Regions from separate parts of the Homo sapiens genome. Here region 2 is linked to region 1. The links are chromatin contacts, found by Hi-C in ENCODE. All regions are on one chromosome and are shown on one strand. Each heading gives the region's core, a stretch centred on a gene start or an enhancer-like site at or near the end of the contact. The rest is flanking DNA. Distances are from core to core; before and after follow the strand shown. Region 1 holds the start of EGR2 (early growth response 2). Region 2 holds the start of ZNF365 (zinc finger protein 365).

Evidence for each region. Hi-C counts contacts between places; a loop is a spot of excess contacts on that map. Pooled maps may share reads with other maps.
Region 2: a loop to region 1 is called in a map of ascending aorta, with 5 times the contacts of the local background. The contact joins the promoter of ZNF365 here to the promoter of EGR2 in region 1. A Hi-C loop is called at or near these places in 5 of 168 maps with a recorded cell type or tissue (ascending aorta, dorsolateral prefrontal cortex, natural killer cell and 1 more) and 14 of 50 pooled maps.

The regions. Positions count from the first base shown.
Region 1 is chr10:62,814,362-62,817,958 of GRCh38, forward strand. It overlaps EGR2 (early growth response 2), which reads right to left and starts at 2,005. Exons shown (of 2, transcript NM_000399.5): 1 at 1,500-2,005; 2 at 1-107. The coding sequence starts at 1,668. RefSeq lists silencers at 916-1,005, 2,026-2,455, 2,746-2,825 and enhancers at 2,851-3,597, 3,486-3,597.
Region 2 is chr10:62,372,310-62,375,906 of GRCh38, forward strand. ZNF365 (zinc finger protein 365) reads left to right here and starts at 2,060. Exons shown (of 5, transcript NM_014951.3): 1 at 2,060-2,149. It overlaps LOC283045 (a long non-coding RNA gene), which reads right to left and starts at 2,818. Exons shown (of 4, transcript NR_104162.1): 1 at 2,562-2,818.

The sequences.
Region 1 (3,597 bases), core at 755-3,254:
GTAAGTGAAGGTCTGGTTTCTAGGTGCAGAGACGGGAGCAAAGCTGCTGGGATATGGGAGATCCAACGACCTCTTCTCTCCAGTCATGTCAATGTTGATCATGCCATCTGGGGAGGGGAAAGGCAGAATGGAGGTGGAACAATGAAAATACAGCCAGGACTCCCTTCTCACCCCCGCTCACATAGGTCCATTTCCAAGGCCGAGAGTCTCAGCACTGTAGAGCTGTGGCAAAGTCCAAAAGGTGGGGAAATTGAGGCCCACAGACTGTAAGAAGAGGCCAGCCCAACTGTGGCAACCCATTGACAGTATGGAACTCAAGAACTACCTCCAAAAAAGCAGAATGAGCTTTTCCCAACTCCCCTCCACCCCCAGCCATCTGTGGCTCTAGTCCCCAATAAAAAACACCCAATAATAGCAACAACAATATTTTAAAAAGCCTCATCCGCCCGGAGCTTTTCTCCCTCTTTTTTGCCTGGGGGTTCCACGGCTGAGGCACCAAGACAAACACCACCCAAGAATCGACCTATCCCAGTCAGTGCCGTGATGGTGCCAAACCGAGAGGAGAGCCCGAGAAGGGGGTGGGTGATTTCCCGGCTGCTCCCCATCCCCGGCGCCTTGTGCCTTTTTCTCCCTCCCTCTCCCGCTGCGCTTCAGCCGAGGGCTGCTGGAGCGAATGGGGGATGTAGAGGAAGGAGTCCGTAGGTTTCCGTGCCCTCCCAATCTTCTCCGCCTTTCCCGACAGCCGCGCGTCCCCGCCTCAGCCCAAGGCCAGTGGCCCGGCCTCGAGGAAGGCGCGGGGGCCGCGAGAGACGACTTTCCACAGCATCGCCAAGGAAACCGGCGTCGCCGGTGCCCCCGCGGGCCTCCCTCGGCAGTCCGGGGGCTGCTTCCCGCCGTTGCGCGCCCTCCTCCACCACCCACTCGCTGCCTCCGCCGGCCGGAGCCCCCGCCTTACTAACCCCCTCAACTTCGCGGGCGGCGGGCAGGTGGGGGCGCGCCTCCAGGCCGCAAGAAGGGAGCGCTCCGAGATTTTCCCGGGGTCGGCTCTGCCCAGGAGGGAGCTACCGACGCTTTCCCCTGGCGCTTCTCCGCCGCTCGGCTCTCCAGGCGCGCAGCTCTCCCCGAGAGCCCCGAACTTTACCGTCACTTTGCCCCTGCCCCGGGAGAGGGGAGGTCGAAGTGCTGCCGGCCAGAGGGCCTACGCAAGCCTCGAAACCCGGGGGGACGCCTCTTCCACCCCCATCCCTGCGCTCGCCCGGGGCTGGGCGCGCCGGGGCGCACGCACGCCGGTTTGCTGGCGACCTGGCGCATCTGCCCGCGCGCCCTGGTCTCAGCTGTCGCAGGTTCCTCCTGCACCCACTTCCAGTCTTCAAAGCCAGTGCAGTCAGCACCGTCCACCTGGAGCCCCAATCCTCTCCTGCGATTCCCGCACACCCACTGCACCCCATCCACCACCTCCGGGCCGCGCAGGTCCGGGCCTGCGAAGACACGCGGCTTACCTCCGGCCACTCCGTTCATCTGGTCAAAGGGGCCTCCCAGTTCGGCATTGGGAAAGATGGTCACCGACGTGGCGGCGAGGTCCTCCACCGGGTAGATGTTGTCAGACAGCTGGTGCACAAAACCACTGAGAGTTACTGGGATTTTGTCTACGGCCTTGGCGGTCATCATTTGCTCCTCGCACAACCTGGAGACCCAACTCCCTCGCTACCTGGAGTGTCAGAAAAGCCGTTTTGGAGAGGGGTTGGACTGAGCCTGGGATGGTATCTCCTTTTGCCCTCCACACTTAAAAACAACCACCACACACACCAAGAAAAAAAAATCAACAGAAATAAAAGTAGCAAACAAGTTGCTGTTTTTTAAGAAATAAGAAAAATGTCTATTTGCCACTGACTCTCTCCTGTCTGTGTTCCGGCTGCTGGGAAGCCAGGAGTTGCTGGTGTAGTGTTATTATAACAGTCAGTGAGTCCCCTCGCCGAGCTATTAATCAATTGCTCCTCGCTCAGTTAGACGGAAAGTGTTGCTCTAAGTATTTATGGGCAGGTCTTCAATACCCGTGACGTCGCTGCCCATATATGGACTGAGGAACAGGGCTGGGCCAGGCGGCTTTTGCCGTCACATGGCTGATTTGCATACACGGGCTCGGCCGCGCGGACTCCGCCGGGCTCGCGACTTCCAGCTCGCAGGCGGCGGGGATCGCTGGGGTCCCGGGCGCGCGGCCCTAGCTGCAGCCTGGGTCCGGGGCGCAGGGATCGCGGGGGAGAGGGCGCGCCATGGACCCAGTCACAGCCACAGCAGGAGAGCGAGCTGCTCCAGGCTGCGGCTCAGCCTCCCGGGGCGGGGAGGAATTCCGGTTCTCTGGGACTTTCCAAAAAAGGCGAAGATCCGGTGCCGGCGGCTCCGCCTCCCTAGCCCTTGTTTGGGAGCCATTCCGGAAAATTAAACTTCGGAAAGAAACCGAGCGGAGCCGAGACACTACAGTCAAACCCCTACTCACTTTCTTGGCAGCTCAAAACCGCAAGCAAAAGGAGGCAGCGAAGAAAAAAAAAGCTACATGCATTCACGGAAGCTGACTGCTTTTTTCTGAATTACTTGGTGGAAAGAAGTGGCTGGTGATAAGAGTGAATGCGTATTGCTTTTTTGGAAAGTCTGTTCTATTTATACAGGAGCGAAAACGGAACAGGTTTGGGTTGTTTGTTTGTTTAAGTATTTTGGGCACCTTGGGACTGGGAGGGTAAACCCTAGGAGGAGCAGAATTACTGTGGGGAGCTTCGAGAGAAATCCTCAGCCGGAGACACCCTCCTTCCTCTGCCCGCGCGCTCCCCGCCCCCCTTCAGCTGCTGCGCGGAGCGGGCGCCCTTCCCGGCGCGTCTGGGCGGTCGGCTGCGTGGGGGCGTCCAGATGGAAGCTTGGACACTCACCCTGCCCCTCCAGACACACATACACACACACTCACACTCGCTCCACTTCCGCTACACACTCCCGCCCCCGCTGCCCTCTTCACACACCCGCTCACACACCTTACACTACACACCTCCCTGTTGACTGCGTCCGCGCGCCGTCGTTGCCAGCAGTGTCCCGGCGGCAGAGCGGGCTCCGGGCTCGCTGGACAGGAGGTTCTATGAAGACACTGGCCTAACCTTCACTACCGGTCCCTGCAGCCACAGAATCCCCCTGACCCCCATAGCCCAGGATCCAGGACCGCGCCCTGCCCGCACCCGAGCCAGAATACACGTACTAGAATAAATATTTTCTCTCCCTCCCCAAAAAACACCTCGGTGAGCCCAGCGCGGTCCTCAGTGACGGCCGAAAGCATCTCTAATCACTTTCAAGACGCCATCCCCATCCCCCAACCCACTCGTTTTACTTTGCGAGACCCCGGTAGAAACCCTTCTGTTTCGTTCCCAAAGCAATTTTTAAAAACTTTTCCAAAGTCCAAATAGCAGCAGGTTCTGGCTTGCTGGGCGCAAAGCTTCTACCTCCCAGTGCGCCCCAGCCCGCAATGGATAGCCGGGCCTGTCCGGGGCCCCACAGGAGGCTGGTCCCGGGTGCCCAAGTCCAGCGCACCGCCGCCTGCATGACTCATTCATGGTCGTTTGT
Region 2 (3,597 bases), core at 810-3,309, 440 kb before region 1:
CTCTCATTTAACAGGGGAGGAACTTAGGACCAAAAAAGAAGTAGCAGCTGTCTAAGAAATGGGAGGAGCTGGCTGGGCGCGGTAGCTCACGCCTGTGATCCCAGCACTTTGGGAGGCCGAGGCCGGTAGATCACCTGAGGTCAGGAGTTCAAGACCAGCCTGGCCAACACGGCAAAACCCCGTCTCTACTGAAAATACAAAAATTGGCCGGGTGGTGGCAGGGACCTGTAATCCCAGCTACTAGGGAGGCTGAGGCAGGAGAATCGCTTGAACCCAAGAGGCAGAGGTTGCAGTGAGCTGATATCGCGCCACTACAGCCTGGGAGACAGAGTGAGACTCCGTCTCAAAAAAAAAAAAAAAAAAAAAAAAGGGGCGGGGGGGAAGGGAGGACCAGAGCATGCTTTTGTTATGTTTTGCCATGAAGGCAGTGGGTGTAAGAGGTTAACCTGCAGGCACCTCACAAGATGACGGAGATAACTTGGCACTCCAATGAGTGTATCTTTCAGACTTTAAGATTTTGTACTAAATAAATTGATTCTTGGAATAGTCTTGAGAGCGAGTCAAAAAGTAACTTCAATGAGATATAATATTTTCAAAGCAAACACACCCCAGCACAATAGCCTATCTCCATTTACGTAGAAGTTAGTACATATTAATTCCTCTTCTCCTTCCTGCTTTTTAAATGTGTGTAGGCCCCTTTTTTATGGAATTAATAATAATTATAAATGAAGTAGCAACAACGATAACAGCTGACTTTATCAGTGTGTGTCCCTGTCAGGCAGGGTTTTTACCTCCATCATCATAGCACATTCGATCCACCGCTATATTAAGAGGTAGGTCTTGATTATCTTCATTTCATAGATGAGGAATTGAAGGAACAGAAAAGTCTAGTTACTTGACCCAGGCCCTAGAACCAGGATTTGAATCAAGTCTGATGCCAGAGCTTGGGATCTTCATTGCATTTGATGTGATAATTCATTTGTGAAAAAACAAAGCAATTCATTTGTTTTCATTTGTCAAAAACAAAACAAAATTTCAACTAAGATAACTGTTGAGCTCTTTACCGTTAAAATAAAATCGGGTGTTGAAATGAGTAACAGCAAGCCTTGAGAAAAGACACCCTGAGAAGTCAAGAGGATGCATTAACTGTCTACAGATGAACAGAATCTCTTCTCTTCTTTGAACAAGAAAACCCAGCAGTAACTTTTATCTAGGTTTCACATTTCAGGAGTTACAGTAGGGGTAAACCAAAACAGGTTAAAAAAAAAAAAAAAAAAAAAAAAAAGCAAAAGCCCAGCAAGCTGAGACATCAGAGTCCTTCAGAAGGAATGATTTGCCGTCTTCTCTTCAGGACATCCCCTCTTTAGGAGGACAAATTTTTTCTCCAGGGAAAGGGGCGTCCGCCTCAGAAATGGGGGTGTAGGTGAGGGATCTTGTTGCTTTAACTGTTTGTTCATTAATCCCTGCACTTTACTAGATTTAGTTCTGCCTGTTAACGTAGCCTCAGGACACTTGGCTAGGAAGGCTGGAGTGTACTCTCTGGGTTAGTTATTTTGGGACATTCTCGCCCTGCTGCTTGGGATGAAGAGGTCCTAATTAAATACCCGGACCTTCCAACGGGTAGATTTTCAAAGAAGATGCCCAGCTATGCTGCATCCTCATCCACACTCTCCCGCTCCCCCCAAACTAGTGCAAAAAAGCTTGCCAGGGCCTGCAGAAAGCGCCGCGACTGCGAGGCTGACACGCGTCTTTCCTTCCCTCCCCCGGGGAATGATCCCAGCATCTCTCGCAGTGATGTCAGTGTAATCCTGAGTCGGATCGGGCTCCCGGCTGGGTGGCGGGGGGGCAGATGATGCTCCCGCCAGCTGGGCAGAGCAAGGGTGTTCCCCGCGGAGGTGGCAGCCCTGGGCCGCGGCGTTCCGGAACCCCCGCACCCACGGCGCGGTGCCCCACGGTGCCCGCGAGCGCCGCCCCCGCTGGCTAGCCGCGCCTCGCTCCGCCCTGGACGCCGCCGGTCCCGGCGCGGAGGTGCGGCGGGGAGTGGGAGCCGGCCCGGCTCAGTCTGATTTACGGCTCTGCTGAAAACCGCTTCGCTCCCGCAGCATCAGCACCGGAGGCGGCGGCTGCAGCAGCAGCAGCAACAAGTCGGGTAAGAGGCGGCCGCCGGCCATCTGCGCCCGCGGCTCGGCGGAGGGGACCTGCCGGGGTGGCCGGGGCTGGGGAGGGGGTCCCCGAGCCCGCAGCATGGCGGGGAGTTGGGAGAGCCGGCTTCCCGGCCCCCACCAGCAGGAACTCATGTGCACACGAATCCACTCTGGCACCCGTGGGCTGGCACGCAGCGGAGAGGGGGCGGGGAGAGCTGGGACCCCGGGGCAGGGTCATTGCCAGCCTGCCCTTCTCTGGCAGAGTCACTTAGGGCTCTTCATCAGCCCAGTGGACTGGGTTTCCTCTGGGCCCATAAAAGCCTGCGTGCTCTGGAGTGTGTGATTACCCATTTCCCCATCCAAAATGCCACCCTTTTCCCATTGCCCCCTTAGAATCCTGACTTCCCCTTTCCTTACCTCTTGTCAGCGTCTTTGGCCCTATGCTGAGCCAGGGTTTGCATCTCGTTCCCAGAAAACCAGTGGTTAAACATCCCGGTGTACCCATCACAGGAAGAGGTTCCCCTCTCTGGGGGCCGGGGGCTTCACCTAGAAGCCTTGCCTGCCTCGCTGCCTGGGGACCATTTGCACCTCTGCTTTTGAAGAGGTTGAGGACACTTTTCACCCAAAGACCCCAGCTGGGCTCCCTCATTTCGGGTCCAATGCTTGTTACATTTAAGTAGAAACCTTTCATGGAGGAATAGAAGATATGCACTGCTTGCAGAATTGGGTTGCCAACAGTCATCTGTTGCTAGGGTGAAGATAATGCATTCCTACAAGGAAACCAGAACTTCCTGTTATTAAGAGAGTATGCTGATACCTACCTGGTTCACACACTGACCATCCCTAGAGGTTGTCATATAAAATAGCATCTGAGACAAGACAAATCCGTCCAGAACACTCTATTATAATAAAAATCTTGGCCATGGCCCCACTTATGCCAAATGGTATTTGACACATTGGGTCCCCAGGTTTCAGTGAAACTCACGTATGGGGTCTGTTATTGTTACGATTAGCACTTTGGTTTATGTCATCACAGCAATACCTGAAGGAAAAAAAGGCAAAAATTTCAGGGTGAAAAATTTTCAGCTGATTGCAGGCTTAATGCCACTGTGCATAGCTTGAGTAATCTTTCCTGTACTTGAGGATAGGTCCTGAGCTTGCTGTCTTAGGACCCATTTTGACAATTCATGTGAGTTTTCATATGTTCTTGTGTTCACGCATCTCGGATTGTATCCTTAAAATGGGGCACGGTTTTGCATTTAGTGTGCCAAATTCAGGAGGGGAGGAAACTTGAATTCCACTTCTGGATCTACCACTTTCCATCTGACCTTGGATTAATGGCTTTACTTCCTTGCTTCAGTGTTCTCTTCTGTGGAGAGGGAATGTTACCCACCTTTTTGATTCTAGGTAGGAGTTGGCAAACTTTTTCTGTAAAGGTAGTAAATATTTTAGC